Regions from separate parts of the Homo sapiens genome. Here region 2 is linked to region 1. Evidence: chromatin loops called from intact Hi-C (ENCODE). Cell type or tissue: PC-9. All regions are shown on one strand. Each heading gives the region's core, and the rest is flanking DNA. Links, peaks and the distances in the headings are about the cores only.

Region 1 (5,381 bases), core at 263-5,262:
CAGGCCTCATCACCTTTTGATTACGCTTTCAGTGTATTGGTGTATGAAGTTGCCTTCTTCTTGGTTCAGTCCATCTTCTATGCTGCTGAGAGTTATTTTCATGAAAATCAAATGTGTTTATACCAGTCCTTTAAAGAACTTCACTGGGGCCCTGTCCAGAGCCTGTGCCTGTAGCACGGCCCACGTGCCCTTCAGGGTCCGCCCTTAATGTGTCTGGGGAGCCCTCTCTAGCCAGCTCGCCAGCCTTTCTGAATCTGCCAGTCCTGCCGCTACACCATTCCCTTTCATTCCTCTTTATGATGTGCCCTCTGCTGGAATTTCCCCTTCCTGCTGATCTCACTAGGCCTATTCAGGTAGCAACTACTCAAGCTCCTTCCCACAATATTTTATGCAATAAAGTATCAGTACTCAGAGTCACGGCTTAATATAATTTCTTTTTTCCTTTTTAAAAGCTTCAAACAAATAATGTCTTACCTTTAGATCCCTATAGGTTAAAATATGTTTGTTGACTAAAAATTGTGTATGATTGCTGAAAGTATTCAATGCAGGGAACAGACCAGTTCATCATGGAGGCATTCCATCAGAGCGTCTAGTTAGAGAAGATATGTCATGGACTGCATCGGCACAGAAGTGGGGTTTATGTGAGAGAGGAGTTGGAAGTCACACCTGAGTGGAGAGCAACGTGAAAAGGTGATGTCAGCAAGAATTTAGGATGTATGGAAAGGATGGTAAAGGCACCAACTGGATGGATCAGGGAGACATGGAATGCAGAATGCAGGAAATAGGTAATCTCTTAAATTGCACAAATCTAGGTTTCATTTTTGTGCTCTAGTGTGTTACACTTGTGATGACTTGACTTCCCTGAGTGACAGTGCGATGGGTGTGATCCATATTCATATGCACTTCATAGGGCTGTGAGGACTGAGAGAGGTGACCCAGTGACGAGTGTCACACAAACCTGACATGTCGTAGGCACCAAATGGTTCTAGACAGTGGTTCTGGTTGGTTTTGTGGTCAATTGGAAACCTTTCATCAAGTAGAATTTTCTTTGCAGAGCAAACAATTGAAATGTTAATATTCTATGTGTACTAAAGTTTGTATTCTCCATTAATATGGGGGAGTATATGGTGACCTGGTGTTTAGTGCCAGCTTTGTTTTTGGTTCATTGCTCGATTTATGAGAGAGAATGCATAATATTTGTTGTTCGACTATTTTACTTGCAGGATTGAAGAGAGTTGACAAATCTAGAAAATGCTTTGAGTTCTTGGACATCACTGTTTGAAAACGTACTGATTACCCTTAGTTGAGAATGGGAAAATCTAAAGGGGAAAAGTCACTGGTTCACGCTGTACTATTAGAATTGGTCATCTTCTTGCCTGACTTGTAAGTTAAGGATGCTTGATCTTTGCTGTGATTTAACCTGTTCAGGATGAATTGTAACCAGTTACAATGAATACAAATTCTCCTTTCTGTTTGACCTGGAAAACTTTCCAAAAGGAGATGTCTTTACAATAATGATATATTTGGTGAAAGCTGTGGGTTGTTTTTTTTTTTTTAAAGCTTATGATGACAGTATTGAAAGAGGAAACTAATCTGTATTGTCAGCACAGCCACAGCTAGCACTAGTCATTTCTTGAGAGGTGGAGCTGTTTCTCAGAAAACATGCTGTTTGAGGGTAGGAGGTGAAGGGACTCCTTGTCAGAAATTGGCTTAATTTTAATCCAAGTTATAAACCACAGTTCTGTTTGGGTATTGCATTTCTTCATTTACTCAGTGACAAGAATTAAGGCAGATGATGCCTGTAGAAAAAAAAGTGTATGTTCTTGATAGTTCTGCTACTAGTGCTAGTAGAGGTTGAGAAATAAGATTTCCTGTGAAGTGTGGTTTGGTTGCTTTTGTGGTATCCCATGCAAAAGAGTTTGAACTATCTTCATTTTTCTCCCTTTACTGGATCCTTTAAAAGAGGAAAGGGTGAGATAACCAGACTTACAAGGATGGTAAAGTATAGTGGGCTTTGGGGCTTACTTATACAGCCCAAAGGTTATGGGATGCTGCTGTTATGATAATCTCATGTCAGAGGTTCCTATGGAAGAGGAGAAAGGATGTACCTTTCTGTGTGTTCTCATTCAGAAGTCAAAAGTTTGTTTTTTAATGATTAGTTTACAGATTTGGGGCTGACTGATAGTATCTGGGCAGGGAAAAGAGACCTGTGACTCAGGTTGTTAAGGGAACCTGTGTATATGCTCTCACAAACTCGAAACCGTGTGTTGTGATCCTTAATTGGAGAAGAGGTAGTGCCCTTCTTTGTTATCATCACTAAAGAGTATAAATTATAAAGTCACAGTTTCTCATAAAGAGGCTTTGATAGTTTCACTTCCTGAAATGTGTATATTCACAATCTTTTGCAATAGTTATTTTAAGGTGATGTGTTTTATTTTTTTCTCTACTGCCTCTTCGAAATCAAAAAGTTATATATACTTTTTATTTTATATTAATCTTTTTCAATTTTTGTTTTTATAATTTTAATGTATTTTAAATTTATTTTAAAGTTTTATTTCTCCTTTTTGCTTTAATATTTCTTCCTTTTTAAATTGTTTTTCATTTTTCCTTTGTATGTGTTTTTCTTAAAAGAACAGAAGAATTAAAATAATATCTAGTGATGTAGGTATTTCAGTTTTGTTTTTAATCAGCCTTGAGAAGAAAATACAGGCTCAAATAACATTTGTAGTCAGTTCTAAATAGCTATAGAGTTTTCCCAAGGATTACCTTTCTTTTTTAGTATTATCTGATAACAAAATAAAAAAAAATTTTCCTGAGAAAATTCACCGTTCCTTTGCTTTTGTTGACTCTGTATATTAATGTTAAACAGGAAGCGAGGCCACTGCCAGGGGCTGAGCCCTGCAGACCCAGTGCCCTGCAGGTAGTGCCCTCCTCCCTACTGCCTCCCAGGACTGGATCTGGGCTTTTCTGGTGTGTGGTTACTGTGCTTATAGAGCATTGAGGTAACACCTCGTGCATATTTTACAGATAGAAGGAAAATAGCAGTGAATTTTAGTTCAGAGTCCTGAGGGTGAGGTATCAAATACTCTGGCTGAAGGTCTTTCTCTAGGTTTACTTCCTGCATAGCTGGGCAAGGGTGTGGGGTGGTGCCATGTGGGGTAACCAGATTCCCAGCACCCTGTGAGGTGGACCTTCCCGGGTTTTATGGATTCCTACCGCATGTTAGCTAAATGGCTGTTTTCAGTTGTGCAATAGATATGAGTAGCCTTTGGTTAGTGTTCTTTCTGTGATTACAACATGAGGAAATACATTCCTTTGGTGTGATATTTTAGTGGAACTTTAATTTTAAAATCATGTAGTTTTCTAAAACCAGGCTTTCTTTTTTTGGTATGTTGTCTAGGAGATATGTGGTCTTTATTTTAATTAAGTTGCTGACCTTTTTACTATTTTACATAATATAACAGTTAAAGGGTGATTAAACTGTTTTTTAAAAAAGTGATTTTTAAAAAAAAGTGCTTGTTGACATCATCTTTCTGAGAACACTAGTATATGTGATTTACTATAACAAGATCTTAGTTTTTCCTGTTGGCAAATGACATGTAATATTTACAGAGGTCTTGGGTTCAGTCCAGCAGAAACATCTCAGATAAATTGATGTGTGAAACTAAAGCCATTTTACATTTTCTTTCATATGGAGATAATATAAACAGTTTTTTCATTTAAAAGTAAGGAGAGACTGGCTATTTAGTATGGATTTCTTTGAGAGGGACAACTTGTAATAGTATGCATTCTCTAGAGTTAAACATCAAACACCATGTTTTTAGTTTTATAATTCAGTGATATGCATCCGGCAGTTGTGTGTTGAGGATTCTGAGTTAATTCATGGGCTTTTTCTCCTGGTGTCATGCTTCTCTTGCTTTCCCATCTAAATGTATAAGGTCACATTTTGTATTTCACATATTTAAATTAGCATAAATTCTCAATCTATGAGATTTTTACTTTTAAAAACTAGAAATATCTCTAAACTGTTAACAGAGTCTAAGTAGTGAAGTATCTTCAGTGGTCTTTTAAAGAATACAGTTGGAATATTCCAACTGTCTTTAAATATTTTCAGCATTTAACCTAAACACAGTTCAGTGCTAAAATTTATTTAAATATAGTGGAATTCTTATCTGTTGAGAAATGAAGAGGTTGAAATATAGTAACCTCGGAAATCTAGTCTCATCTATTTGAGACCAGTTATCGTTTTGTAGGTAGACCAATCAATTCTTAGGTACCAAGAATCTGAATGATCCTTTTACTTTTAGGAAGGTAAGTACTTTATTCATTTAACTATGTTTACTCCTGGTCGATTTTTCAAGTCACAATGGCTAATGTGCTACAAACAGAAGTGCTTCCTTTCCAGCACTATAGTAATAAACAAGATTGCATTTTATACTCCTTACAAAAAAAGTAGAGAATAGTTTAGGATTTGTCTCAACTCTATTATGATGCTAATTCATTTTTCTTATTTCTTCTGTCTTTTTATAAATACCTAGAATATTAATATGAAGATAAAAACAGTAATTTTGAAATGACAGTTGTGGTTTATCATTCTCTATTTTCAGATGATCACAGTCGTGTTAAACTGCAAAATGCTGAGAATGATTATATTAATGCCAGTTTAGTTGACATAGAAGAGGCACAAAGGAGTTACATCTTAACACAGGCAAGTAATACGATACCACGCAAATGTCTGAAAATGATGTGTTTGTGCTTGTTCTGCTTTAAATCATAGGTAAAAGTATATCTTGACTTCTTTTGGAAATGAAATGGTATTTCAGTTTTTTTCTGACGATGTAATGAATTATGGACATTATAAGGTTTTGAAGCTTTGAGTATTTAAGATAAAAGGCAAGTTATTTTTGATATTACACGTTCTGTGAAGGAAAATTCTTAGGAAATGGCTTAGGCCAGTTCTTTGGCAGATTGTGTTCCTTACATTATATCTGACACAGAGTGCTGCTTATGCTTCTTAGTGTCTTCTTTTCTCTTCCCATACCCTGTGGCAAAACCAGAGGCCCTGGACAGCTCTTCTGTAGCTCCCCCTGCCTCGCATATATCTTCAGAGAGTACACCAAGCCCTGGATGGTGTCTGGTCGTCTTCAAGGACCTGAGCGGGTGCTGAGACCAGGTGCTCCAGAGGCCCAGCCACAAGGCCTTGTGCTCCCTGTGGCCTTCTGCCCAGTTGCCTCTGAGCGCATCAGCCACACCTGTGTGCAAGCATGATTCTTCCTTCCATTCTGAGATAGTAGGAGAGATTTTTGTGTATCCACAGCTACTCTTTATTCATCAAGTAATAAAGACTTGATTATCAACAGGGCTGTCTTTCCCCCTAAAGA
Region 2 (5,381 bases), core at 105-5,104, 51 kb before region 1:
TGGCCTGGGCAACATAGTGAGACTCCATCTCTACAAAAGAAATTTAAAAATTAGCCGGGCGTGGTACATGCCTGTAGTCCCAGCTCTGGAGGCTGAGATGGGAGGCTCTCTTGAGCCCAAGAGTTGGAGTCTGCAGTAAGCTATGATCGCACCATTGTACCCCAGCCTGGGAGACAGAATGAGATCCTGTCTCTAAAACAACAACAAAAGACACATGAATCATTTTTAGAATACTGATCAAAGTCACCTAGTTTTCATCTTCCTTTATCCATTATTTATTCTTTCTTCCAAGACTAATCAAGGCAAAATTGTGATATTTATCTTAACAACGTGGTAAAGTATATATCTGTCACTCTCTGGTAACTTCTCTTCCAACAGATTTTTATGCCACCCTTTGTCCTCTGGAATGGTTCAATGCAGCTTGATTTGCTAGGACTGTACTTCTATTGTAGAACCCCAAACTCAGACCTGTGTACCCCATGAGCAGCTGGGGCCAAACACTGAGACACTGGTGCTTGGAGATAGAGAAAGGTTTATTCAATTTGACCAAGGCAAGAGGGCAGGAGGGCAAGATCTCTCAAATCTGTCTTAACAAAAAGGTGAAGCAGGGAGTTTTTGTGCAGCTAGACAAAAGGGAGGGGGAGTTTCAGGGAACCGATGGGAAAGTCTGTGTTTCTTCAGTCTCAGATAGTGCCTTGAACAACCAGACTTCTGGGCATCAACAGCCGGTCATGACATCCTTAACAGCATCCATTCCCTCTGCAAAAATGTTTTGTGACCTTGAAGTTATCTTCTCCTCTTGGTGAAGAAACAGCACATCAGCAGTTTATCATTATATTGAGGGAGCAAGGGATATTGGCAGAAAGCGGGCAGTTAACATGTGCAAGCAGGCAAGGGCCTGATCAGAATGTTCATGGTTTCAGCCACTAAAAATGCGGGGTGCTGAAATCTCAAAGGGCCCGGTTACACTCCTCACTCCCCCAGTCAACATTCATTCACCCCGCAGGTGTAAGACCTATAGCTGCTTCCAGTTCCTGCCACTCTGGTGGGGTGAGGTATTATCTCATTATAGGAGTAACTGGCATTCTCTAGTGACTAATGAGGGTAAGGTTCATATGCTTACTGGCCATTTGGATATCCTCTTCACAAAATGCCTACTCAAAAATCTCTTGCCCGTTTTCCTATTAAGCTATCTTTCTCATACTGACTTGTAGGCGTTCTTTATTTTGGGCCTGAGTCTTTTGGGGAAGTATTCACTGCAAAACGTCTACTCTGCAGTTCACCCTTTTCCTTAATGCTGTCATTTGATGAACAGAAATCCTTAATTTTAAGGTACTTCCATTCAAAAGTTTTTTCATTGAGAAGCTTAAGGATTTTTTTTCATTGAGAAGCTGAGGGATGAAACTCTAAGGAGTCCCAGATCTTCTTAGAGAAGGCGTGCCTCTAGCCCGCTGCATGGAGAGCCCTCCCTGTGGGGGTGCATTTGTGGAACTAGCTGGAAACCTTGTACAGCTGGCTGCCATATCAAATGACCATGGACTTGGTGGCTTAAGACAACACCATTTATCCTCACTTAGTTCTAGAGGCCAGAAGTCCAAAACCAAGGTGTCTGCAGGGCTCTGCTCCCTTGGAAGGGTTCAGGGAGGAGCCTTCATTGCCTCTTCCAGCTTCTGGGTGCTCCAGGTGTTCCCCGTAGCTGAGTGACTAACCTCTGCCTCCATCTTCATATGGCCCTTTCCTGTCTCAAATCTCTCCCTGCCCTTCTCCTAGAAGGACAGTTGTCATTGGATTTAGGGCTCACCCTGATAATCCAAGATGATCTGATCTTAGGATTTGTAGCTCAATCTGCAAATACCCTTTTTTCATAGAAGGTCACATTCACAGGTTCCAGGCAGACACATTTTTGAGAGGCCCCCATTCAATCTACTCTATTGCCCTCTGGGTGTATGGGAAAGTTGCTCACGGGGAGATGTCTCACGGGAGGTACTCTGCTACAGACGCACCCCCAGGAGCAAGGTGCTGGGGGAGGCTGCTGGTCACTGGAGTCAGCCCAGCAAGCACAGTTCCCCTGTGCGGTTCCCAGCAAGCCCTTTCTCCTTAAGTGTCTCTCCACTCCCCCTACTGACAAAGCTTAACACTGTGTCAGCTGGCAAAGGAAAAATATTTAAAGGGCCCAGATCCATTCTCATAGAGAAGGTGAAAAAGGAAGCCTTGAGCTTAATGTCAATAAATTGATAACTGACATATTTAGGGACTATGATAGTTCATTGGAAGGCCTACCACATATTCTGTGTAGTTGGGTTAGGTAGTTATTTTTGGAAGTTTTTTTTTTTTTTGAGACAGAGTCTCACTCTGTCACCCAGGGTGGAGTGCAACAGGCGCCGTCTTGGTTCACTGCAACCTCTGCCTCCCAGGCTCAAGCAATTGTCTTGCCTAGCCTCCTGAGTAGCTGAGATTACAGGCATGTGCCACCACACCCAGCTTTTTTTTTGAGACGGAATCTTACTGTGTTGCCCAGGCTGGAGTGCAGTGGCGCAATCTTGGCTCACGGCAACCTCTGCCTCTCAGGTTTGAGCGATTCTCCTGCCTCAGTCTCCTGAGTCACTGGGATTATAGGCACGCGTGACTACGCCCAGCTTATTTTTATATTTTTAGTAGAGACTAGGTTTCATCATGTCGGCCAGGCTGACTCACTCACCTTGGTCCCACAGAGTGCTGCAATTATAGGTGTGAGCCACCACACAGAGCCTGAAATTTTTTTTTTTTTTTTTTTTTTTGAGACGGAGTCTCGCTCTTTCGCCCAGGCTGGAGTGCAGTGGCGCCATCTCGGCTCACTGCGAGCTCCGCCTCCTGGGTTCACGCCATTCTCCTGCCTCAGCCTCCCCAGTAGCTGGGACTACAGGCGCCCACCACCACGCCCGGCTAATTTTTTGTATTTTTAGTAGAGACGGGGTTTCACCGTGTTAGCCAGGATGGTCTCGATCTCCTGACCTCGTGATCCGCCCGTCTCGGCCTCCCAAAGTGCTGGGATTACAGGCGTGAGCCACCGCGCCCAGCCCCGAAAGTTTTTTTAAAAACCGTAATTTATTTGGTCTTTTACTAAAACCATTTTTGGAGGCTGTGGATGAAGCTGAATAAATATTAGGATTTTTTGTTTGATACATTAATTGCATTTGGTCCAAACCTAGGCAGCAGATATACTTTGTGGCTCCAAAATATGGAATGAGTGAATCCCCATCTTGATCCTATGTGGCTCATATCTATCACTTTGTAATTGCTGGCAATTTTAGAGAATTTAGGTGCATTATGTGGCTTTGAAGCCATATACAGTCTTTTGCTATATTCACTAGGTGATGGTAGTTTATGAAATACTGTGTAAGATAATGTGCCTGGTTTCCATTTCTAAATGAAATACCGTTTATTTTTATTTAAATTAAAAAAGTTTTCACTCGAGTGAGGAATTTTTTAGTTTTATTGAGGTTAGCATACATATAATAAAGTCCAAAAAATCTTAAATGTGGAGCTCAATGACATTTTATACACACATGTACAAATACGTGTATATTATACACAACAGTGTACCACCAACCAAATCAAGATATGGAATATTTCCAGGACCCCTGAAGATTCTCTCATGCTTCTTCCCAGGCAACACCCCCACCCTACCAGAGGCAGCCCCCAGCTGCCTCCAGAGGTAATCACTATTCTGTTGTCTATTTTTGAACTTCATATAAAATGGAAACATATAGTTATGCTCTTTTGGATGTAGCACCATTTATTGAAGACACATTACTTTAAGCCTTTGTGAAATACACACACACAAAGATACACACCGGATGACTATATGTGTGAACCTGTTTCTGGACTTTGTTTAGTTCCACTGGTCAGCTTGCCTTGGTCAGCTTGCCTTTCCTTGCGTCGATACCACATATCTTTATAAGAGATCTTGATATCTGGAGGGATAATGTCTTCCAGATCTGTTCTTCTTGGCTACTTTTGGCCCTTGAGTTCTTCTTTAGACTCTATTCTGTTCCATTCTTCTATTTGTCTATCTTCACACTAAGAACACGCTGTTTTAATTATCGTAGCTTTAGAGTAAATCTTATTATCTGGTGAGGTAAAACTTCCATTTTCTTCTTCCTTAAGATTATTTTGGCTATTCTTGGCCCCTTGCATTTTTATTTGTAAATGGTAGCATCAGCTTGTCAATTTCCACTACAAAAATATGGTGAGATTTTGATTGAGATTGCACTGAATTCATACATGACTTTGAGAAGCACTGGCAACTTTACAATACTAAAGTTTCCAAGACATTACATCGTATATCCTTCCATTTATTTAGCTCTTCTTTCATTCCTCTGAGTGATATGTTGTGGTTTTCAGACTAGAGGTTTTGCTAATCTTTTGTTAAGAATTTTTCGGAATAGTTTATATTCCAATGTTTAAAAATTTTCTAGTTGCTGTTGCTATGTAGAAATACAACTGCTTTTTCTGCCGGGCGCAGTGGCTCACACCTGTAATCCCAGCACTTTGGGAGGCCAAGGTGGGCGGATCACGAGGTCAGGAGATCAAGACTATACTGGCTAACACGGTGAAACCCCATCTCTACTAAAAAATTAGCCAGGCGTGGTGGCGGGCACCTGTATTCCCAACTACTTGGGAGGCTGAGGCGGGAGAATGGCGTGAACCCAGGAGGCAGAGGTTGCAATGAGCTGAGATTGCACCGCTGCACTCCAGCCTGGGCGACAGAGTGACTCCATCAAAAAAAAAAAAAAAAATACAACTGCTTTTTCTTATATTGACTTTGTTTTCAAAGACATCTCTAAATTCAATTTTTTTTTCTAATTTTTTTATTTTTAGAGATGGAGTCTCACTATGTTACCCAGGCTGGTCTCCAACTACTGGCCTCAAGTGATCCTCCCACTTTGACTTCCCAAAGTGCTCGGATTACAGGTGTGAGCCACTGCACCTAGCCTAAATTCACTTATTAATCTAATAGTTGACCTGTAGATTACTTTGGATTTTCTATGTGTACAATATATTGGCTATAATATCAACTTTGTTTCATCCTTTCCAATCATTATACCACTTCTTAATTTTCCTCACTTGTTGCTATAACTATACAGTATAGAACAGAAGTGATGATAGTGGCCATCCTTATCCTGTGTCCAAGCTCAAGTGCGGGTGCAATCACTCAGAAAACTGTTCAGCAGTGTATGATGAACATATAGATACACTGCAATCCAGCAATCCCACTCCTAGACATATGCCCACAAGAAATGAGTGTATGTCTACCAAAAGACAAGGACAAACATGTCCTTAATGGTTCTCTTCATGAGAAGGCCAAACTGGAAACAACCAAATTCAGAACAAATAAATGG

What was found. Peaks named below come from ENCODE experiments on the same cell type or tissue, not always from the same donor. Only the 100,000 strongest peaks of a DNase experiment are listed, where the experiment ranks them.
Region 2: a loop joins it to region 1, with 6 times the contacts of the local background. A loop is called at or near these places in 32 of 110 quality-filtered maps.

What each region holds. Positions count from the first base shown.
Region 1 is chr18:12,836,118-12,841,498 of GRCh38, reverse strand. It overlaps PTPN2 (protein tyrosine phosphatase non-receptor type 2), which reads left to right. Exons shown (of 9, transcript NM_002828.4): 3 at 4,608-4,708. Among named protein-coding and RNA genes, the nearest start is that of PTPN2, 45 kb to the left of the region's middle. RefSeq lists enhancers at 1,468-1,517, 1,558-1,607, 1,728-1,787. In PC-9, for the core only: no CTCF peak of the experiment used is centred there; DNase peaks (open chromatin) are centred at 2,288, 3,168 and 3,588; H3K4me3 peaks cover 2,478 bases; H3K27ac peaks cover 5,000 bases.
Region 2 is chr18:12,887,419-12,892,799 of GRCh38, reverse strand. No RefSeq gene overlaps it. Among named protein-coding and RNA genes, the nearest start is that of PTPN2, 5.9 kb to the right of the region's middle. In PC-9, for the core only: CTCF peaks have their summits at 1,914 and 2,113; DNase peaks (open chromatin) are centred at 1,059, 2,139 and 2,639; H3K4me3 peaks cover 432 bases; H3K27ac peaks cover 3,404 bases.